Regions from separate parts of the Mus musculus genome. Here regions 2, 3 and 4 are each linked to region 1. A link is a contact called in ENCODE POLR2A ChIA-PET data. All regions are on one chromosome and are shown on one strand. Each heading gives the region's core, a stretch centred on a gene start or an enhancer-like site at or near the end of the contact. The rest is flanking DNA. Distances are from core to core; before and after follow the strand shown. Region 1 holds the start of Cnpy2 (canopy FGF signaling regulator 2). Region 2 holds the start of Pa2g4 (proliferation-associated 2G4). Region 3 holds the start of Baz2a (bromodomain adjacent to zinc finger domain, 2A). Region 4 holds the start of A430046D13Rik (Riken cDNA A430046D13 gene).

Region 1 (5,673 bases), core at 2,112-4,611:
CAACTATGTAGACCAGGCTGGCCTTGAACTCATAGAAATCTACCCCCAACTCCCAATCTGTGTCCCCGAGAATCCCTATTAACTTCCAAGAACCAGCAGTGCACAGCGTAACTCACAACCTGCACTCCAGGCAAATGTACAATCCTATTTTGCCTGATTATAAAACACGCACCAATATCCTTAGCTCCGAATTATAGGCAAAAACCACTTTGATCAACTATAATGAACTATGGTTTTTTTCCCCCCGTGAACTTGTTTAGTTTTTTTTTTGTGGACATAGATATTTATTATTTATTAAAATAACATTAAAAGCCAGATATATTGTCACCTTTAATTCCAGTACCCAGGAGGCAGAGGTAGGCAGATGTCTGTAAGTTCAAGGCCAGCCTGTTCTACATAGTGAGCTCCTTGGAACACCCAGGGCTGCAGAGTCTTGGAAATAAAATAAAAAACCAACCAAACAAAAATGTAAAGAGGGGGTATAGGTTTCGATGACAGCACACCAACATGCGTCACAGAAATGTTTCCTTGATGGGACTGGAGAGATGGCTCAGTGTTTAGGGAACACTGGCTGATTTCCCAGGGGTCTGGGTTTACACATGGCAGCTCACAACTGTTTTTTTTTTTTTTTTTGGTTTTTCGAGACAGGGTTTCTCTGTGTAGCTCTGGCTGTCCTGGAACTCACTCTGTAGACCAGGCTGGCCTCGAACTCAGAAATCCGCCTGCCTCTGCCTCCCGAGTGCTGGGATTAAAGGCGTGCGCCACCACGCCTGGCTTTTTTTTTTTTTTTTAAGATTTATTTATTTATTATATGTAAGTACACTGTAGCTGTCTTCAGACACTCCAGAAGAGGGAGTCAGATCTCGTTATGGATGGTTGTGAGCCACCATGTGGTTGCTGGGATTTGAACTCCGGACCTTTGGAAGAGCAGTTGGGTGCTCTTACCCACTGAGCCATCTCACCAGCCCTCACAACTGTTTTTAACTCCACCCTCACACAGACATGGATTCAGGCAAAACACCAATCCACATAAAGTAAAAATAAATCAATCATTAAAATAAATTTCCTTGCATATTTCTTACTAGGTATAGCTTTAACTTATGCTTCTAGCTAATATAAATTTCTTGAATACAAAGACTTTTTTTAAAAAAATGATTTATTTTTATTTTATGCACGAGTGTTTGCTTGCATGTATACATGCCTGGTGATCACAGACACCGGAAGGAAATGTTTGATTCCCCAGAATGAGTTATGAGCCACTACATGGGTGCTAGAATCTGAGCCAAGTCCTCTGCAACAGCAGCATGTTCTCCTAACCACGGAACCATCTCTCTAGCTCCAGGGAAGACTTTGAGGGCAGGCATCACAGGAGTGTACCAGTATGCTGGGTTTATGGGATGTTAAGGGCCAAACACAGGGTTCTGTGCATGCGAGGCTAGCACTCTATCAACTGAGCTACATTCCCAGCTGGACAAGACCTCTTATTCTTTTTTTAAATAAATGTATATATACAATACTGCTATAGTGAAACAAGAGACATGCGGACTGGGGATGAGGAGAAACAGACTAATCAAGACCTAACTTCTACAGCAGAAACAATTAATTGAGGTTTGGGGCAAAGAAATACGTGGTTATAACTTTCCAGGCTCTTCCAGATAGGCAGAACCCAACTGCTCTGCTGTTTGTGTACTAGGATTACAGGCATGCAAATACCATAAGTGGCTTAGAGCCCAGTCCTTCTGATACACAATCAATGTTCTGGCTCCTTGGTTGTTTGTTTGTTTGGTTGGTTTTTTGAGATAGGGTTTCTCTCTATAACAGCCTTGGCTGTCCTGGAACTCTCTTTGTAGACCAGGCTGGCCTCAAATTCAAGATCAGCCTGCCTCTGCTGGGATTAATGATATGTACCATCACACCAGGCTGTTTCTTTTCTTTTCGAAGACAGTACCTAATTCTATGGGGTAGACCAGAACTAGAACTCAGAAAGATCCTTCTGGTCCCGCCTCTGAGGGTTGAGATCATTATCATTACAGGTCGAATGACTTCCTGCTTTCTTCTCTTCGAACAAGTTCATACTCTAAGCCCGAGTGAGCTACTTTATTTGAGGGATAGTAAATTACCTCCACAACTGACTGGCTGCCATCTGGATTGATTCGGAAGGATCCCATCTGAATGGTCTTCTTGGGGTCCACGCGGGCAATTTCCCACTCTAATTCATCCACCAGAGCCCTGCAAGCTGGTGTCAGGGAAGAGAACAGGGAGTGGGGATGGTGAGGGGAATGAGGGTTTTTCTATCCATCCTTGTTCCAAGCTTTGGATCTCATGACTCCCACGGGTCATCTTCCTCCCACTTCTCCACTGGTCTTCGTGCTTTTACCTCCACAGTGTAGATCTTGGCTCCTTCGAGCCCAGGCAGTTCCCAGCAGGACCCCCAAAAGTAGGGCTAGCCAACCCCAGCCTTTCATCTTTAGTGTAACAGGGTCGCTCCACCTGGATTTGTATGAAAATGAAACACAGGTGTGAGGAGAGCGATCCATTTCCCCCATGACCGTCACCCCTCATTCCAAGGCCTTCAGAGGCCTTGGTGTGATTCGGATTGTTTTCCAGGAAAAAACCTCGTTACAAACACCCGAGGGACCGGAGTTCGGGATGGGGGAATAGGGAGTGAGAGCTCGGGACTGGGACTCAGATCCAGAAACTATGTCCTCCACAGGTGAGGGCCTGGGTTTTGATACTTTGAGGACACTGAGGACTCACAGAGCTATGCAGTAGCTTTGAGATGGAGGTTATCGATTACGTGAGAATGACGGGCAGAAAGGAGCTGCCAGCAAGGAACCAGTCAGGCCATGAAGCCAGCGAGCACACTCCATAACCAGGGCCTATGTGGACCTAGCACCAAGGGTTCCGGAATCCCCATCTCTAGAATGTAAGTAGCTCCCGTGCAGACAGACCAGCCCCTTTTGTAAGGACTCCGCCATCGCTTTGCTCGGGTCCATTCCCAACCTCAGTGCGCCCACAGCCTCTGACGCTCGCATCTGTCCCACCTCTGCTCCCACGGCCGCCGCCGTGGCCCAGGCTCTGGAAAGCAGCCGGACTCTCACTTTGTTTTCTGTGGGTCCCAACCCTAGCAGCTGGCTGGGAAAAACGGGGCTGTCCCGGCTTCTCCAGAGCGCTCCGGCTCCCGCCAGGTTCAGGGTGGCCAGTGACCGCCTGGCCCAGCTTCCCGCACTTAACTAGGCACCTAAGCGGAGATCTGAGGGTCCCGTGCGAGCCCCCCACCGAAACTGACCCTAAGCCCGCCCCTCCAAACTCTCGCGCGAGCAGGCAGCTTTAGGAGCGCCTCCGAGGCAGCGAGGACCCCTTGGAAGACTTGAGGACCCAGACTTGCGTGGCGAATTGGTTCACGTGACCAACCAAAGAACAAAGGTAGCCTAGCTTACAGTGAGGACCGAGCGCATGGGGTGCCTGGGGAAATTGCATCAGTCCAGGTGGGCTAGGACTTGCAAACAGATGCAATTAGTAGTGGGAGAGAAGCCTAGGTTTCAATGCACAAAGATTTCATGATACAGCAAACTACATTTCCCAGGAAGCACTGCAGTACCACTCTGCCAGTAGCTACAGGTCTTTTTCTTTCTTAAAAAAAAAACAAACAAACAAACAAAAAAACTAGTTTTTAAAACAACTTCCTTCTTGTACCAAATTAATAAATGATCGTCATTAGGTATGTATTGGGTAATATCATTTTTGGTATTATCTGCCTTTTCAGGCAGGTTCTTGGAGATTTCTCTTAATTTATCCTCTGAGGATGGGGGTGTGGGTTATATTACGGTCAATATTCTTCTTAGCTCTCACGCTGTGAATAGAGCAATTCCTCTCTGAATTTTCGGCACACCGCAGGTACTGTCATGAGTGAAGCAGTGTCTTGCTATGTAGCCCAGGATGCCTTGAACTCAACTCCCCATCGCAGGCTGGTTGGGGACTGTGGTTCTCAACTGCTCCGCTGTTAGGATAACAGGTTGACACCACGCCTTAAGGTCTTGAGATAAACTGGGATTTGTGATCGCTTTATGTATTTAGGGTGCTAGGCAACTACAGCAAAGACCGAACACCGTCCAGGGGAAGAACAATTATGTTCCTCCTGGTGCCCGGCATGGTGGCGCATGCCTTTAATCCCAGCACTTGAGAGGCAGAGGCAGGCGGATTTCTGAGTTCTCGAGGCCAGCCTAGTCTACAAAGTGAGTTCCAGGACAGCCAGGGCTACAGAGAAACCCTGTCTCAAAAAACAAACCAAAAACCAACCAAACAAACAAAAAAACAAAAAAACTATGTTCCTCCTGGATCCATTCATTCTGGGACTCAGAATCTTCATTTCTAGGTGTGGATCTGAAAACACAGTTTTCATTTTCTCATTGTTTGGTGAAGTCAAATCAAAGAAAGAAAGAAGCCAAAGAATCCCACACTAGCGGTTTTCTAATGAGATAAAAATACTTTTATTTTATAAAACATGCTGTTTTAAGCAAAATTTTTAAAAAATAAAACAAAACTCGAGATAGAATGTATGGAAGACAGATACTTCTCAGCTGTGGTCAGGAATGAAGCCAGTAGCTCAGCTTCCTGCACACCGGTTTGATTGGCCCATTGAGACTCTACAAGCTGGTCCACCCAGCCACCGTCTCTCAAGCAGCTAGATGCTGGAGCTGCCTGGGTCTCTGTACCCTGTGACTGTCCAGGACTTCAGTTCTCTAGCAGACTGGGAACTGAGAGTTCTGGTTCTAGAGCTCTTTTGTACAGATATCAGTTGCCCAGGATATTTATTACGAACACCAATCACTCCACCTGGGTCACTTTAGGCTTTGTTTCTGGCCCACTGTTTTGCAGAGGATAAAGGGGGAATCTGGCAGCTAGAACCTTTGCAACAATTTTGCTGCTTTCCAGTTCTATTAATAGCACCATCTGTAGACCCTGAGCAGATCCAGTTCTGGAAGTGGACAGGGTAAAGCCGACTTGAGAAGCCACCTCTCAGTTCTGGGGACAGCACTGAAAGGGAAGGCAGCTCACAGTGCCAGCACTGAGAAGACAGCTGCATCTGTTAGGAGACAGAATCACGGAGACCAGGGTGAGCAGAGGAGGCACCAGGACACTCACTATACAGAAAGAGCATGAGGGAAGTAGGGCAAGGCATGGACATTTCCCTGAGCAAGCGGCTACACCAGTGTCTCTCTCACTGACTATTGGAAACACTGAGTGATGTGTGAACTGTCAGACACTTCAGGAGCAGGTAGGGGTATTATAATCTGAGGTGGTGGTATACAAGCTCGACATATGCCAGCAACACCTACCCAGCCCAGTTTCCCTCGCCTCAGCCCAGCCTTACTCTTGGGACTTGTCTGGCTTTCAGGCTCAGGCACCTTCCAGTCCATCTTTCGGCCCTTCTCATAGAGACCCTTGAGCACCTTGTGGAAGGACTCGGGCTCGGTGCCGTTCTTGCTCAGCTCCAGATACTTCCGGTAGAGTTGAAGGGCTGTGCGGGCATCCTCAATGCTGTCATGGGTCTCACCTTGAATCTTCAGGTCTGGGGTACACCGATACTTAAGGAACTCACAAAGGCGGCAGGCACCCCATCTCTATCCTGGCACCCACAACACTCCCACGCAGTCTCCTAGAAACATCTTT
Region 2 (5,673 bases), core at 1,882-4,381, 240 kb before region 1:
CTTACTCATTGGGATTAGACTCTTAAACTTTGCCTTTCTTCCCCAATCAGACTCTAAAGAAGGGGAGATGAAAGAGAAGAGAAAAAGTAAGACTTTTGTTTATGAGACTTTTAATCCCAGAGGAAGATTGAGAAGCTCAAAGCTTTGAGGAGTGAAGTTAGGAGTAGGTACCAGTGACTACGAACTGAACATGCACTGTGAGCCAGGCATCCTCATACTGAACCCCACCTACATTGTCTCAGTTATAATCTTTCCAGTTTTGTGAGGTAGAACTGATCCTGTTTCACCAATATGGAATCTGAGTGTTCCAAGATAGCCAACAGGTCCCGGAATCTTTGAATAGTACTGAATCCTGTAGGGTTTTTTTTTTCTTTTAATATTTTTAATATTTTTTTAATATTCAGTAAACAAAACTGAATTCTGTGATTAGTGACTTTTCCATCTTAACTAAGAACTTATTGTTCTTTTTAGTTTGAGGTGACACAGCAGAGGTTGTACTGATTTTTCTATTTTTCTAATTTAATGGATTTGTTATTATAGACATTACAACCCCCCCCCCCGTGAAGTCAAGAATTTCCACCTTTTCTCAAACAAAAAACCATTTCTTTGACACATTTGAATTAATAGCAGGACTTGCCCTTTGGGCCCATTCTTAGGTAAGATGAGGGTCTTTGAGCACAAGTACTATGAGATCTGTCAGTCAATCTAATAACCAGGCAGGTAATTAAGTGGCTCAAGAGCAAATAGGTTATTCAGTGCGGGTGTACCAGGCAGAGATGATTCATCTACCAAGTGGAACAGGAGAGGCCGGCTGTGATTTCATCGTGCTATTCAGAATGGGTACTATGTAAACTGTAAGGATTATTTATTTCAGGAACTTGTCACTCAGCATGTTTCAGATGACAGTTGACCACAGGTTACTAAAACTGTGGACAGCAAAACCTCAGAAAATGGGGAATTGAGCCTTGAAGAAGCAAAGCCACAGGTCCAGGATTCAAAATCCTCCCAATTCCCATGCCTGTGATTTAACTATAAAGTGTATGTGTGTGTGTGTAAAGCCGGGCCTGGCGACTGGCCTGCAACTGTGTAGCCCAGGATGGCCTTCAACTCCACACACAGCAATCCCATCTTCACCTCTCAAAGGCTGTGGCTACATGTGTGAGCTTCCAGACTCCGTTTGTTGGTGCACTGAATCAAGCAAATGCAGCCAGCCACGTTTTCCTCCAGCACCCAGGCCTCTCATCTCAGGAAGGAGTGGAGATGACACAGGACAAGTAACTAGACATTTTTGTGTAAGCTGCAGGCCATTTACGTTGCAGATACACACTCATTACAAGCCAATTCGCAAAGGTTCCAAGACTCCTATTTTGGGAGCTGTTCTCAACCAGTAGTGATAAACTTCTGGTGGGATAGAAAGAGGATCCATCTTCAAACCTCAAGTCTTCCTGGATGGGAACTGGGGGGAATGTCTTCTTGTACCATTAAAGTTTTTTTGTTTTGTTTTTATACGTGTCTAAATAAAAATGTCAGAGTTTTTTTGTTTGTTTTTGTGGATTCCTGTCAAGTGGAAAGTACACATGACCATCCCTTTTCTTTGCTTCTTAACAATGGGTGGCTTTCTCTGCTTCTGACATTCTGTCACAAGTAATGTAACCAATCTTGATTTGTTCTAAGATTTTAATTATGGGTATGTGAGAGAGTGGGAGTTTGGGAATGGTGTTATGTGCACGTGAGTGCAATGCCCACAGAGGCCAACTACACAGTGCTAAGAGTTACAGGTGACTGTAATGTTCTGGGAACTCCCTTCCCTCTGCAAGGATACCAGGTTATACCAACCAGGTTATTTCTCCAGACCCTGTTTGCATTCTAGTCTTTTTCTTTTGTTTGTTTTTTCGAGACAGGGTTTCTCTGTGTAGCCCTGGCTGTCCTGGAACTCACTCTGTAGACCGGGCTGGCCTCGAACTCAGAAATCCGACTACTTCTGCCTCTCAAATGCTGGGATTAAAGGCGTGCACCACCAGTGCCCGGCTTTGCATTTCTAGTCCTTTCTACTAAAGGGTTTTTTACTGGGGATCCCTACAAAGGAACAAAAGTGTAAACAATTAGGAACAAAACCCTAACCCCCTGATTGTTGGGAGAAAATGAAAAAGCTCAAGCAAGCCTTGGGTTGTTTTTATTTTTTCCTACACAGGTTGGGTACTGAAAACTTGAAATGATGCAGAACTTTTTTTTTTTTGTTCGAGACAGGGTTTCTCCATATAGCCCTGGCTGTCCTGGAACTCACTCTGTAGACCAGGCTGGCCTCCAACTCAGAAATCTGCCTGCCTTTGCGTGCGCCACCTCATCCCGGCGATTCAGAACTCTTAAGAGTGACCAAATCCCTCATAAACGTTTCCCTTAGATGGCCCCCATCAAAAACCACGGCTGGAACAATAGTGCTATTTTATTCTAGTCTAGTAGGAAGTCTGGCCTTTTTCTATTAGCAGGCCATGGTACATGTATAATCACCCAGACTGTCCAGTTAGTGCTCGCTTCCAGCACCCTAGGACTTCCACCTCCGCTCAGCCCCTCCCAGAGGTTATCCCAGCACTGGAGGATTTGACCAGCCAGGCCGGTCGCGCCGGCCGACAGGGGAATCCAAGGCTACGCGCACGGGACAACCGCCCAAAACGTACACACACACCCACTGACCCTAGTCCTATGGCTCCAGGCTCCACCCTGTTCCACCCTGCCCAGCGGCCTCTCAACCCTTTTCTCCCTGTAGCTCCACCCCTCCCCGCTTGGCCCGCCCCTCGCTGTTACGAGCTCAGGGTCGGCGTGAATGAGAGGTTTTTCCCGGAGAGACCACGCTTTCCCTCAAGCTCCCCAACGGCTCCGCCTTCCCGCCGGGGCCAGACTCTTCCCAGCGTGCCCGGCGATTCCGGCGTGCGCAGACTTGGGAAGGCAAGTCCTCCCAGGGCCTGGCGGACGGGCGCGAGGAGCAGGCTGGGAATTGTAGTTCTAGAGCCCGCGAGGGCGGCTGGGAACTGGCCGACAGCAGGACTCATTGTCCCAGTGTGCCCTGCGCCTCAGCCCGCGCGCTCGCAGCTTCTCGCTCTCTCTGCCCGCCCTCCCGCTCCCTTGCTTGCTCGCGCTTTCCTCGCGGATCGAAGAGACTCTAGCTACAGCCTGTGGCTGGGAAGGGAGACGGAGGCCGCAGCTCAGGGAAAGTGAAGCTGCAGTAGTAGCAGTAGGAAGATGTCGGGCGAAGACGAGCAGCAGGAGCAAACTATCGCCGAGGACCTGGTCGTGACCAAGTATAAGATGGGGGGCGACATCGCCAACCGTGAGTGCGGCCTCGGGGGTCTTGGAGTCGAGGCTGAGAGGGAGAGGTTTGGGGCTCTCTCCGGAGGGCTGTGGCGTCTGGGTCTTGCCGAGTGAGCCACCGAGGGGCGCGTGCCGACTGCCGGGGGCGACGTGGTGGGGAGATCTGGTGTCGCCCTGGGGACTGAGCAGCCATGCCTGGGCTGGAGAGTGGAGGTGCGGGCCGGCGACCGCGAGGAGTACAGAGAGGGGCCCAGGCATGCTCCGACCCTGGGCGGTTGGTAAGGAGGCAAGGCGCGTCGTCTTCTGCCCATACCCTTCGGTCTGTCCGGATCTATGCTCCCGACTGGCAGCAGTGAGGCCACCTCGAAAAGGAAGCGGCCAGCTGTTGGCGACGGAAGCGCCCCTCTGCCAGTCGCGGCTCTTGACCCGCGGGAGCTGAGCCGGCACGTGTTGCCAGGTCCCTGTGTGCGGATCGATGGCTCCCCACTTCCTCTCCTACCGTGCTTCCCCACCACGTGCTTTGCTAAAGTCTTTACTTCAGGTCTTCTTAGTGGGGACCCCCTTCGCCCCTTGACCTAGCTCGAGGGGCCGTTGGAAGACACTTCTGGAGCTTCTAAAACAACCTGGCTTTCCTGTATGACCACTGCTCCGGTTTTTGAAGGCGGCCTTTAATATTTGTTCCTAGAGCCTCTACAGTGTTTTGAGGTTCTGCTTAGACAGCTGGGCAAGCCTGTCTATAATACTGAAAAGAAGTGGAGAGAGACACGGATTTTAGGATTATAAGCATTTCTTAAATGATCTTTACTCTCCTAACAGTTGTCTGCCACTTGGACAGATAACTTTACTGTTTTCTCTTTCCAGTTCTTTCCCTCCCTTACCCCCTTATTTTTGGGGCTTTCTGTGTAGCTTTGGCTGTCCTGGTACTCCCTTAGACCAGGCTGGCCTGAGAGATCCGCCCACCTCAGCGTTCCAGAGTGCTGGGATTAAAGGTGTGTGTAACCATGCCCGGCTCTTTAACATTTTAAAAATTAAAATTCACTTGATAAAAACTGTCTTAGACTTGGCAGTGGTGGCTCACGCCTTTAATCCCAGCACTTGGGGAGCAGAGGCAGGCGGATTTCTGAGTTTCAGAGAAACCCTGTCTTGAGGAAAAAAAAAAAACTGCCTTAGGCCTTTAGAATGGACTTGACAAAATACTTGGAAGAAGGTATTTAGGGTGTCTTTGGTTACATCTTAGTTCCTCTGGAATCCAGAGAATAAAACACATAAGAAATCATCAAACCTAGAATTCCCATGATCATAAAGACATACACAAAATGATAACCTTATTTGGGGTGATGTTTTAGTATTTGCTGTTGGTTTGAATCAGACAGAATCTCCAACCCCACAGGCAACTTCAGATAATAGTTTTGAAACTGGTTACATGTGATCTTGATATACTGGAAGTAAAGTTTTAGCCCTCTGAATCTTTAAGACCTTAGGTTAATTCCCCTGGGCTTATATACTTAGACATGGGGAAATACAGCCACATAAATTATGATTACTACTTTGTGTCTGGGGAGGGACGGAGGTAACATTTAACAATGCTTCAACTTTGACTCAGCAGTTCTCTACCTCCCCATTGTCCCCGACGCCTATAAATGTCTTTTGGTCTGTTTGTGTGTGTGGAGTGGGTTGCCACAGCATCTTTGGGATGTGTGAGGCCTAAGGCCTAAGTGTCAAATCATGGAGAGGAGAGAAGCTGGTGCTGACCTTATTTTTGGAAGGGAAGGTAGGAAGTAGAGCAGGGTGTGGTGGGCTCACCTTCAGTGCCAGCACATGTGTGGGGAGACAGAGGCAGGCAGGTCTACGCTGAATTCTAGGACAGTCAGGGGTATTTCTCAAAAACAAAAACGCAGACGTTAAACATGGGTAGATTATTCCAGGACATAAACCTTTCCTCTCTCTACCTTAGGACAATGAACAGTGTTGGGAGTATGAGAAACGAAATTCAGTTTGTGGTCTGGTCACATGATGAACGCATGCAGGGCTGATGGGTTTCTCCTGTTCCCAGGGGTGCTTCGATCTTTGGTGGAGGCTTCCAGCTCAGGTGTGTCTGTGCTGAGCTTGTGTGAGAAAGGTGATGCCATGATTATGGAAGAGACAGGGAAGATCTTCAAGAAGGAAAAGGAGATGAAGAAAGGTAAGAAGGGTAAAACCCTCCCTCTTGATTTCTCCTATTTGAACCCAGCCACCTAGTTGCCCTCCCACAAACACACCCCACCCCCCCAAATCCCTGGTTAAGCTATTTGAAAATCTAAGTAGCAAGTGGGATGGGTACAGTTTCCTTCCCAGACTAAACCGAAAACCAGTCCCCTTCAACTTTTC
Region 3 (5,673 bases), core at 2,337-4,836, 230 kb after region 1:
CAAAGGGTAGAAGATAAGCAGTAAGATAACCAAAAAACTGACCCAAATATTTTTCTGTTCCCATACCTTTTCTTTTTCTTTTTTGGTTTTTCAAGACAGGGTTTCTCTGTGTAGCCCTGGCTTGTCCTGGAACTCACTCGATAGACTCGCCTCGAACTCAGAAATCCGCCTGCCTCTGCCTCTGCCTCCCAAGTACTGGGATCAAAGGTGTGCGCCACCACCGCCCATCTCCCAAACCTTTTCCAACAAGGCTACATGGCTGTGTTCTTTGGAGAACTGGAAGTCTAGACAGGAATTATGGCTTAGCTTTCATCTGAATGTTATTGCAGGGACCCAAGATGGGAAACAGTGTCGTATGTTACAGCTTTTTCTTTTCAGTTCCTACCTCTCACTCACTAGGTGAAGAACTCAAGACCCACAGAAGCTCCCCGACCTGTTCAAAGTCACACAGTAAATAAAATATGACTAGAAGGGAACTGCATTCCCCTTCCTTCCAATTCAAGACTTCTGGCTTCATAATTCCCATTCAAATCAATGAAATGTAGTTTTAGAATGTAAACAATTGCCTAAACTACGCAAAGCTAAGTCTGAAGACTTAGAAAGAGCGACACACAGAAACAAGATTCTGGCTGGTTTTGAGGGGTCAACAAATACATTTTTCTCTGGGGGATCCCAAGAGCTTGGAAATCTGGGTGTGGACAGAGTCTGATTGAACCAAACCCGCAGTCTAACGCCAATGTCTTTACCCCAGACAGGGATTCTGAGTGTGGGAGATGCTTTACCCACCCATCATTATAAAAAGTTCAGATAGGTTTCAAAAGGAAGATCTCTTTAAGATAAGCCAAAAATGTGGGCTCAGCACATGGTTCCTCTCCCTCAACAGAGCTAAGTAGATTACTAAGGGAAGGAGGAGACAGAACAAAATCTCTCTCCCCTGTCAAAATGAGTTTATAAAGTCAGTCACGGCAACCTACGCCTGTAATTCATTCCTACACTGAAGAGGCATAGAGGAGAGGATCGCCCTGTGAGCTCAAGGCCAGCTCGGTCTACAAATCCAGTTCCAGACTAGTCAGGACTTCATTGTGAGACTTTGTCTGGAAAAAACACAAAAGGACAAAGGTCGCCTGGGGGGATACACCTTATCTTTCCAAAAGCCCACTAACCTCCACGCCCTGGAGAAAGGAGAAGTAAACTTAGGCCAAAAAAAAAGTGTGGCCGGGTGTGGTGGCGCACGCCTTTAAATCCCAGCACTTGGGAGGGGAAGGCAGGTGGATTTCTGAGTTCCAGGACAGCCAGGACTATACAGAAAAACCCTGTCTCAAAAAACAAACAAACAAAAATGTGTAACCCCACCACCACCAAGAAAAAAAAAAAAAGCTTAGGTTGGAACTGGCACCTAAGGGCAGGAGAGGGAAGAGACAGATTTAGAGGAAAGCTGGTATCTTTCTGTCCTCTCCTTTTTCCAGGGCAGATGACTCTTCCTACTTCCCACCCGGGGCTAACCAGTTTGAGACAGGGCACGCAGAGGAGGAGCCTGCGCCAGTCAGACGTCCGTGACCACGCCCCTTCGCTTCATCACCACACACCCACACACACCCACCGCTGGCTCCGGAAGAGCCGGTTACTCCTGTGCCCCACTGTTCCCACCCCTTCCGAGCCCCAGGCCTAGTAACCTCGGCTACTTTTAGGCCCAAACCCTGCCCTGAGCCAGTAAAGAAAGAGGTAAGATAGAAGACCACCAGATATTAGAAGAGGAAAAACAGGGCATAATACGTTTTTTCATCTGGTACAGAAGGGCTCCTATCGCTTTATCCCACCTAGGCTGCGATCTTCCCTACTCTCTGAAGGATAAAGGTGGGCAGGGAATACGCCCCAAAGCTTTTTACTTTTTGCCGGGTGCCTTAACATACAACACTTGTGACCTGCCCCCCACCCCCATGCCAAATCTGAACGCAAAAAAGCGGACTTGATCCCATGTGTCCCCAAACATTTGTCAATCCCCATAACAATGTGGCTGGTTAGCCAACAAGCCTCCCTTCAAGAAGCTACTCCAAAGAGAAAGGGGCCAACGGTCATTTTATTAGCAACCTGTGAGAAGAGTGTCTGGGGAACAGACTGAACCTCCCACAAAACAAGCCAGAGGATGATGAGACGTGAAGTGGCGATAAACACCTGCCACCGCCTTCTCACCCTCCAAGTTCCTGCTGTACCTCCCTGTCTCTGGGTCAGCTGTCATTGTGCCAGCCACTCTGGAGCCAGATGGCTGGGGCTATGAGATGGTGGTATGCATCCTAGCTGTACCTTCCCTTTCCTCTTCAAGACACTCCAAGCATCCAACCTTAAGCACTACAGGACACACACACTGCGCCCTTCCCAGCACCTTTAGTTGTGACTCAGAGTAGTATAAGACAAACCCTGACACCCATTCTACTAATTCTGGAGGCAGGGGCACTAGAGAAGGAGCTCGGGGCTCAGCTGGATGGAAAGAGTATTTCCTATTGAAGGTAGGGTAATTATAAAGACCTCCCACTCCATGACTGAACCGATCTTGCCTTAGCCACAGCTCTTGGCCCTGTAGCAATTCCCATTGGTTCCTTTTCGGCACTCAGGTTCGGAGGAGACAATCTCACCGTATTTTGGTAAGGTTAGGTTCTCTCATAATATGCCAAAAAGATTGTAACCCCTCCCCTTCTCCAAGTGGGTCTGCGCCCCTCGGATTTAGTCTCCAAATTCCCCAACGGACAGCTGGGCATATGATAGGCATATAAGACAGTGACATCTCGGGGTTTTTGTTTGTTTTGTTTTCTGGAGTAACCTGAAATAGAGAAGGTTGGGCTTCCTTTGCCTTACCCAGCACCCCCAATCCCTTAGAGACTTAGCCCCAGTCTTGTTCTGCCGCAACAGCCGCTGAAGCGGAGTATCACAAGGTTCCCGCAGCGCCGCTGCCCCCGGCGCCCGGACTAGGGGGAGGGGCCAGCTCCAGCGGGGCCGAGCGCCCTTCCCACCGAGATCAGGGGGCGGTGCTCGGGTCCGACCCCAAACTCGGCAAGAAAAGCTTTAGGTGAGACTTAGCTGAACTTGAAGGGTGAGCGGAGCAGGGCGGACAGCGCCCGTAACGTGCGTCGTACCCCCCGCCCCCCGCACTACCAGGAGAGGGGTTGGGGTGGCGGTTATCTCCCCCCCCCTCCGGGGTTAGGATGGCGTGGGAAAGCGCTAGTTCCAGAGAAGAGGAGGCGAAACCCAGACCGCGGGAGAGCTTTCTGGCGAGGGAGGCGCGGGGGAGGGGAGATCCAGGGCCGGAATAGGAGGGGTTCCCGGGAGAGGATGGCGGAGAGGCGTGAGAAGCCTCCGGATCCCGGGCGCAGAGGACAGGGGAGGAACGGGCGAGGAGGCAGGGCGGGGGAGAGAGCAAGGGCAGCGGGCGCAGGGAAGGTCAGAGCTTGGATCCCAGGGGAGGAAGCGGCTGCGGGGACGCCCTGCCCTGGACCCCGGGCCTGGAGGCGGATGCCGGGCCTCACCTGAAGCAGGGCCGGGCCGGGCGGCGGCGGCGGCGCAGGTGGCCGAGCCGGGCGGCGGCGCCTCCTCCCCCAGCCCGAGGCCGGCGGCGGAGGGGGGGGGGGCGGCGCTTAAAGGGGCAGGAGCCACCCGGGTGAGGACGAGCGCTCAGGGACGGCTGTCGCGAAGGCTCCGCTGGGGGAGGGGACGGCGGGTGGCGTCTCCTAGGGGCCAGAACCAGGAAGGATCCCAGATGCAGGAAAAGACAGAAACTTCTGCGGCGTAGTTGGGGACAGCGGTGGGTCTGAACTGGAGTACTTGAAGAGCTCTTTTTGCCGGCACGGGGCGCCCAGCTAAGACTTATTCACAAAGGAGGCTGGAGAGACAGTGGGAGCCACAAAGATTCAAGGAGGCCTAGGAGAGCAGGAGAGGGAACTCAAGGCCGAGAGCATGTCGGGGTCACGCACAGCGCCCTGCTAGGTAAACAGGCTTCTCCCGGCCCTATCCGTACTACAGCTGTACAAATCTGGAATCAGGAAACCACAGAGGCAAAACGCTCTCTGTCCTGTCAATGGTGGAGGCCATCCGTAACAGGGTCGTGAGGCTGATGCAGGGCTAAGAATCGACTTTATTCATTGCTCGGTTTGGCCCCAGCCACCACCACCACCCTTGCAGCAACCTCTGGGGCAACAGGAAGCAGCTGCTCAGTGCAGCCCCGACCCGGTGGTGGGTTAAAGGGGGGAGGAAGAAACACCGAGAGAAACTAGGGGGAGGGGAAGCATCTCTTACAAGACCAAGACTGAACTAGTAATGAATACAGTAAAATACTACTTGAATCTCTGCACTTAAATTGGAGCGGGGGGTTCTAGGGTGAGGAAGGAAGCCCTAACCTAAGATACAACCCCAGGCTCTTCCTTAGAGCTGGAGCTTGCCAATGCTCAGCAGCTCACCAGCTAAGCCCCGTGTCCCCCCCACAGTCCGTTTCTCTTCCTTCACTCCCCCAAAAGAGCAAAGGTTAGGCCCCACCCCTGCTGAGTCAGCCAGAGAGGGAGCTGGGCATCCCTCAGGCCTTTCCCAGGGGCAGCTATCATACTTACCCATGTCAGGCTGGCAGGACTCAGGATTAGGACCCAGATTCTCACTGTCCTTGGGTCTTGCTTCAATTGAAGGCTACTGTTGGATCCTGTCCAACTATGGGCTGGGAACTCGCAAACCCCAAAAAAGCCAATGTATGCTTCCTGCGAACGACACAGCCTGAACTGCTGTAGGGTGATGTCCCTGTATGACAGACTGGGGTGGGAGGGAGGAGGGAAGGGCGGGGCTTTCATTGGGTGGAGAGAGGGAGGAGGCGAGGACAGGGCCGACCGGAGAAATATGGAGGAAGGTTAGAACTATATTAATACTTTAGGACTGTGGTTGAAGGGGACAGTAAAGGATGAAGGAAACAAAGAGTTACAGCTAGCGAGAGAGAAAGGTTCTCTACAAACCTTAGAGAACACGAACACCGGGATGGAAATGACCTTTAAAATATCAGTTTCCAAGTCTGTACTTGGGTGACAAAGCAGAAAGAGGTGACCTGTGTACTCTTAGGTCTTTATCAGCTTTTTGCCGACTCGAGTCAGGATCTGGAGCTGTCCCCACCCGGTAACAGCATTTCCCCCAACCCAAGCTCCAAGAGCAAACTACCAAGAACAGGCAACTCAGGGGCGCCACCTTCTGTCCTAATCTTGACACAGGAGGGACTGGAGCCAAGGACGTCATAGACAGATGGAAGCTCAAGCCTCTACTCCACCCCAGGAACCTTTCCCAGAGCCCTTTAGGTCACAGAGCTCAGAATTGGGAGTTGAGCTGTCCAGAGCTCTACCCCAAGTGGACAACCTTACAAGGTGAAACTTATAGATGTAGGCTCCTCCCCAGGCCAACTCCAGCTGGTTTGTAAATAGTCATTAGACTATAGAAATACCTCCTTGCAAATAGCCTTAAATAGATTTCAAAATGGTGAGATTGCAGGTCTTGTAGTGTCAAATGCTTCCACAAGAGGCCACTGGCTGGGCTCAAACACGTTGTAAGGCACAAAATACATCCTAGCATAGTGTGTGCTAAGGTACCCATTTTTATGAAGAGGAAGTACTGCTTTTCAAAAGTCCCAGTGGCAACAGTATCAAGATTACTCTTTGT
Region 4 (5,673 bases), core at 1,768-4,267, 180 kb before region 1:
ACAGGCCAGGCCTCTGTGTTCTGCACTGCTTTGGACATTTGTATCTTCCAAGCTCCCACAGAGCATCTCACTGTGCTCTGAGCACTCAGTGCTTTCCCAGCCCAGAGCTCAAATGCCACAACCCTCAAACATCGAACAGTAAACACGTATGGCCAGGCATCTCTGTCACAGCCACAGCCCCCGGTCCCGGTAACAACTCCTGTCTTAGGTTTTTTTTTTTTTACTACTGTATGAAACACCATAAGGAAAAGCAACTCAGAAAAGGGTTTGTTCTGTTTACCTTTCCAGGTTCTGTCAGTCCAGCAAGGAAGTTAGGGCAGAAACCTGGAGGCAGGAGTTGATGCAGGGTCATGGAGTGGTGTGGTTACTGGCTCGCTCAAGCCTGCTTTCTTATAAAACCCAGGACCACCAGCCCTGGGATGGCACCACCCACAATGGCTGGGCCCTTCCCCATCAATCACTAATTAAGAAAATATCCAGGGGATGTGGGGGAGGGGCGGATATTGGGATGTAAAGTGAATACATTAATAAAAAAAAAAAACAAAGAAAATATCCTACAGGCTTGCCTACTTACCTTATGACAGGCATTTTCTCAGTTGCAGTTCCCTCCTTTCAGATGACTCTGGCTCCTGTCAAGTTGACATAAAAACTAGCCAGAGCTTCTGTGTTATGTCTGAGTAGCTTGGTGGTTCTGTGGGAATCCTAACCATGGGAGTGGGGGCTGTCCCCGATTCTTTTGCCTGCTTATGGGACCATTTCCCTTACTGAATTGCCTCGTCCAACCTTGATGTGGTGCGATGGATGTGCCTATTTAAATATGCCGTATTTGATCGATGTCCCTGGGAGGCCTGCTCTTTTCTGAGGGAAGCTGGAGGGGAGTAAATCTGGGGGAGAGGGGAGGTGGTGGGGGAGGGACAGGGGAAGGGGAGAGAGGGGAAACTGAGGCTGAGATATAGTATATGAAAGAATTAAAAAAAAAAAAGCCTGGCCAGCACACTTATCTTTGCTATCAATTTTTTTTTTTCTGTTGACTTAGAAAGTTAATGTCCGAGCTGCTGAGATGGCTCAGTGGTTAAGGGCACTGACTGCTCTTCCAAAGGTCCTGAGTTCAAATCCCAGCAACCATATGGTGGCTCACAACCATCTGTAATGGGATCTGACTCCCTCTTCTGGAGTGTCTGAAGACAGTGACAGTGTACTCACATATAATAAATAAATAAATAAATCTTAAGAAAAAAAAAGAAAAAGAAAGTTAATGTCCAGCTGGGCAGTGGTGGCGCACGCCTTTAATCCCCACACTCGGGAGGCAGAGGCAGGCAGGTCTCTAAGTTTGTGGCTGGCCTGGTTCTCTGAGGGAATTTGAGGCCAGCCTGGTCTACAGAGCGAGCCCAGGACAGGTGGGTGTACTGAGAGTTCTGGTTTCTTTAAAACCCCCTCATGTTATGTGCTTTTGTTTTAAGCCCAAGTGTGGGATATGGGGCTTCTTCAGTTTGTCCTCAGCCACTATGATTGTCTTGTGCTCCAAGAGGGGCATGGTTTTGCCATCTGCAGATAGTTTAATTCTAGAGACTCTGGAGAGGATATTAATACAAGGGCCCCTAGAAGGCCTACGGCAGCTGCTCCCCTTGCTGTTGCTGGGATGCTGACTTGCCCCTGGGAACACCACAACCTAACCAAGGAAGAAGCCTGTGGAGGTCTTCGTCCTCTTTCCTCTGTAGCCTTTCTCTCCTACCTCATGTTGTATTGGGGCGGGGGGGAGGGTTAGAAGGGAGAGAATAGTATAAGAACTCTCAATAAAATAGATAAAAAAGACAAAAGTCAACAGCCAAGCCTATGCAGAGAAACCTTGTCTCAAAATAAAAATAAAACAAACACAAAATCTAGTTGTATAGGGTGAACCCACAATTATTCAAGTTTCTGAAGTGATACACTGCTGTGTGATTATCACCACTTCTTTCCTTTCAGGGCTACGAGGGTAGAGCGCTTGCCTGGCATGCAGAAAGCTCTGGGTTAGACCCCAAGAACCTTAGAACACAGAGTAACAGGGAGGCAGGGCAGGCTAGCCAGTGCAGCAGCAGACTGAGGCCATTGAAAAACGTAAACAAAAAAGTCACACCGGACCACATATCTATTAAGATAAAACACAGCCAGGCATGGTGGCACATACCTTTAATCCCAGCACTCGGGAGGCAGAGGCAGGTGGATTTCTGAGTTCGAGGCCAGCCTGGTCTACAAAGTGAGTTCCAGGACAGCCATGGCTATACAGAGAAACCCTGTCTCAAAAAACCAAAAAAACAAAAAACAAAACAAACAAACAAACAAACAAACCAGGGGGGGTGGGAATCCTTTTTAATGGTGATGGAGACTGAACCCAGAACCTGAACGGTTGTAGACAATTGTTCTGCCAGCCAGCTCTAACTTCAGCCCTTATTCACTGTTGTTTTGAGTCTCACTGTATAGCCCAGGCTCGTTTGTCCCCCCCCCCCCCTCACCCCCCGACTTGGGATTACATTTGTGTTATCACCAAGACTGCTTTCTTGTTCTTGCTTTCTAGTTTAAGACAAGCTCTCAGGCGTCCCTTCCCTTTCTGCTCTGAAACTGGATCTTATGTAGCTCAGGCTGGCCCGAAGTCCCTACGTCCCAAAGACATCTGATTCTTCCTGTCTCCACCTCCTGAGTGCTGGGACCCAGAGCTTTGTGCAACCAACTGTGCTACATCCCTTGCACCCGTACAGACCTTTTTACTCAAGCTTTTTCCAGCCGGGGAATGTCCGTTTCAGGGTACAAAATTGGCTTGTGCCTCATTCTTCCTATGGCGCCGCTGGGAGTCTTCTACCCTGAGCTATTTCTGGTCCACTTGCTTGCACAAGCTCTAGTATGAGGCGCGCCGCCAGAGTTATTTATTCGTCTGTTTCGGGACGGTGGGCCGGTTCCCTCTCTGCACTCAGACATTTGCTAAACTCCAGGGAGAAAGTGCAAATACTCAGGCTGGGCAATGGTGTCGGAAAGGTAAAGAAGGACTGCAGAGCCCAGCGTTGCATTTGTTGGGTATCTCGGGGGGGGGAGACCGCGGTGCATTGGCGGCCTCAGCAGACGCCTCCACAAGGAGGAGAGTGGAAGCAGATGGCCAGGCTAAATTGTAAATCTTAACATCTACTTCAGTCAGTCTTTCGACCACTATCAAATGTGAAATAAATAAATAAATAAATAAATAAATAAATAAATAAATAAATAAAACGCAAAACTCTGCCAAGTTACACCATTCCGCAGCTAACAGCCTGAGGAAGCCCCCGCTGCCGCCCCGCCCACCGCCCGGCCCCTCCCACCGCCCGGGCCGGCCCCGCCCCTAGCCTTGCGGGCGTCTGTGGGTCTGCAGCCGCAGGGTCATGGGTGGGGACAGCTCAGGCCCTTTCAATTCCGGAACCGGCGCACGCCTCAGGACCTGAGTCACCAACTGTCACCAGGGGCCGGAAGTCACCACCAACTCTCACGGCTGGGAAAAGGTTTCCTGTGAGCCTGCGGGTGCTCGCGGACTACGACTCCCAGCATGCTCTGCGGCAGCCGCACTTAACCCTTCAGGGACAGGAGCTGCCCTGAGTCCCGCCCCCCACCTGCCCCTTCCTCGGACCCGGCAAGGTGAGTTTTGAGGGGCTGGGAGGGTCTTTTTCCTCTCTAGGGCTTAGGAGTGAGTGAAAGTGAGGGAAACGGGCGTTTTGTTTAGGAAGGATTCTTTATTTTCCAAAAATGGGACAATTTGCAGTAAAAAGATTCTGACGCCCTTTTGCAAATGGGAGACCCACTGCTACTCTGCGAACTCCAGGGCCTAAGTGGAATGACCAGTCTCTCAGAATGCCATGTAATTCTTCTTTATCCAAGAACAGAGTAGCCAGAACCTCCTAGCTCCCAAACATCATCTTTTCCCTTCATCAGCGCTTCCAGCAAGGTTTGTGACTCAAAGCTCAGCTAAGGTTTTTGATGTGATCCTGACCAATGGTGTGTCCGTGTGGATACCTATGAACTCCTTTGGAGGTCCTGTAACCTTTTGGGTTATTAGGGGGCTCTTTGTCTCCCAGGGCCCCCTCCATGTGTGTGTGTGTGTGTGTGTTCCCTCCATGCTCACTAGGCATTATAGCCTTTTGTTTGATTTGAATAACATTGTCTTGTTGAAAAATGTTCCTTCTTTGGAATTATGTGTGACAGATGTTAAGCCTTGCCTACACTGGAACCCCTAAACCAACATTAGGTATAGAAGTCAGTGGGTAATAACACGCTCGAGTTACTGTGCATAGTTTAAGGTTGGGGGTAGGTGGGGGCCCAGGGATTACAAGTTCTAAGGATACGGGAAAAGACAGAAGGGAGTGCAAAGGCCTCCTCTCACCTTTTACTGTTTCCAGAACAGATTTTAAAACTTCCCACCTGATACCAGCCCCCCACCCCTCTACCCCGACTCCACCCCAAGCCCTTGCTTTGCTTGGGCTTTCCCACGGTCTAAAACTAATGCAAGTTTTTGTTTGTTTTTCTACTTTAGTTTTCTTCTTTCTCCCCTTAGCTCCTATCTCAGAATCACTGGCAAACATCCTATCTTCACCCTGGAGGTTAACAATCCCTATTCTGACAGGTCTCGTGTTTCTTCTCTGTACCCTTAAAGAAAACATTCTATTCAGCTGTAGGAGAGTGGTATCAGAGGGAAGAAAACTTTGGGGGCAGGAGTCCTGAACCATAGGAGGCCAGGGGAGTGAGGGCAGACAGGCATAAGTCTCTTCCCCCTCACCCTTGCCAACTGGCTCCCTGTCCCTGCTGCTGCCCCCGCCCCTTGACATCCCAGACTCCCTGCCTATTTAAACAGAGATGGGTGCCCCCATCAGCACATTGTTCTTTGGCCACCTGACATCATGCCTCCCAAGAAGGATGCTCCCGTGAAGAAACCAGCAGGGCCCTCCATCTCTAAGCCTGCTGCCAAGTCTACACCAGGGACCCCTCTAGCCAAGGCCAAGGCTGAGCCGGCTGCCCCCCAGGCACCTGCAAAATCCCAGGAGCCCCCTGTTGATCTCTCCAAAGTGGTGGTGAGTCCTGGGGAAGTGTGAATCTGGAAGGGATAGTTCAGAGATGCGGTGCAGCCTTGGGTATCCGGGAATATGTGGAAAGGATAGGGAATGAATGAACGCTGGAATGAGGTTGGGGCTCCCAGGTCAGGCCAGTTTCCGAAGTGAAGGGAGAGGGGTGCTGTCTGCCTCTGGCTCTTCTGTTCAACTCAGAAGGCTACATCTCTGAACCCCAGGAGGGGAGACTGAAGAGGGCAGGCTTGTTAGACAATCACAGCTGGGGGCAGGGGTAAATTTAGCCTTTGTTCAGCCCCCAGTTATGTGAGGGATGCAGGACTCGGGGTAGCAGGAGGGAAGGGAACAGGTGGCATGGGATTAACCCTGTTCCCAAGAAACCCTCCCCCTGTAATTCCTCTTGGGATTCTCCCAAGGCCCAGAGCTGGGGACAGGACTGAAGTGGCCCGGCTCCCCGCCTTCATCCCTTTGGGTCCCTCCCCAGAAGTGGCTGCCAGTTGGTTGTGATAGAGAGGGACTGAATAAGCCCTGTCATCTCCTCACCTGCCCTTTTTGTCCCCTACAGATCGAGTTTAACAAGGACCAGCTGGAGGGTGAGGAGAAGCCCATTTCCTAA

The links. ChIA-PET counts read pairs that join two places held with the same protein, here RNA polymerase II (POLR2A).
Region 2: POLR2A ChIA-PET joins it to region 1 with 21 read pairs in embryonic stem cell. The contact joins the promoter of Pa2g4 here to the promoter of Cnpy2 in region 1. POLR2A ChIA-PET finds 5 or more read pairs at or near these places in 3 of 5 experiments (Patski and embryonic stem cell).
Region 3: POLR2A ChIA-PET joins it to region 1 with 17 read pairs in embryonic stem cell. The contact joins the promoter of Baz2a here to the promoter of Cnpy2 in region 1. POLR2A ChIA-PET finds 5 or more read pairs at or near these places in 4 of 5 experiments (Patski and embryonic stem cell).
Region 4: POLR2A ChIA-PET joins it to region 1 with 14 read pairs in embryonic stem cell. The contact joins the promoter of A430046D13Rik here to the promoter of Cnpy2 in region 1. POLR2A ChIA-PET finds 5 or more read pairs at or near these places in 4 of 5 experiments (Patski and embryonic stem cell).

The regions. Positions count from the first base shown.
Region 1 is chr10:128,320,147-128,325,819 of GRCm38, reverse strand. Cnpy2 (canopy FGF signaling regulator 2) reads right to left here and starts at 3,361. Exons shown (of 6, transcript NM_019953.1): 1 at 3,045-3,361; 2 at 2,378-2,490; 3 at 2,121-2,236. The coding sequence starts at 2,465. It overlaps Pan2 (PAN2 poly(A) specific ribonuclease subunit), which reads right to left. Exons shown (of 26, transcript NM_133992.3): 25 at 5,375-5,572; 26 at 4,462-5,086. The coding sequence ends at 5,055.
Region 2 is chr10:128,563,392-128,569,064 of GRCm38, reverse strand. It overlaps Pa2g4 (proliferation-associated 2G4), which reads left to right and starts at 3,131. Exons shown (of 12, transcript NM_011119.3): 1 at 3,131-3,325; 2 at 5,360-5,488. The coding sequence starts at 3,238. Erbb3 (erb-b2 receptor tyrosine kinase 3) reads left to right here. Exons shown (of 28, transcript NM_010153.2): 28 at 1-1,542.
Region 3 is chr10:128,090,696-128,096,368 of GRCm38, reverse strand. It overlaps Baz2a (bromodomain adjacent to zinc finger domain, 2A), which reads right to left and starts at 3,586. Exons shown (of 30, transcript NM_054078.2): 1 at 3,519-3,586.
Region 4 is chr10:128,496,591-128,502,263 of GRCm38, reverse strand. A430046D13Rik (Riken cDNA A430046D13 gene) reads right to left here and starts at 3,017. Exons shown (of 2, transcript NR_131151.1): 1 at 2,738-3,017. It overlaps Myl6b (myosin, light polypeptide 6B), which reads left to right and starts at 3,579. Exons shown (of 7, transcript NM_172259.1): 1 at 3,579-3,636; 2 at 4,847-5,063; 3 at 5,623-5,650. The coding sequence starts at 4,893.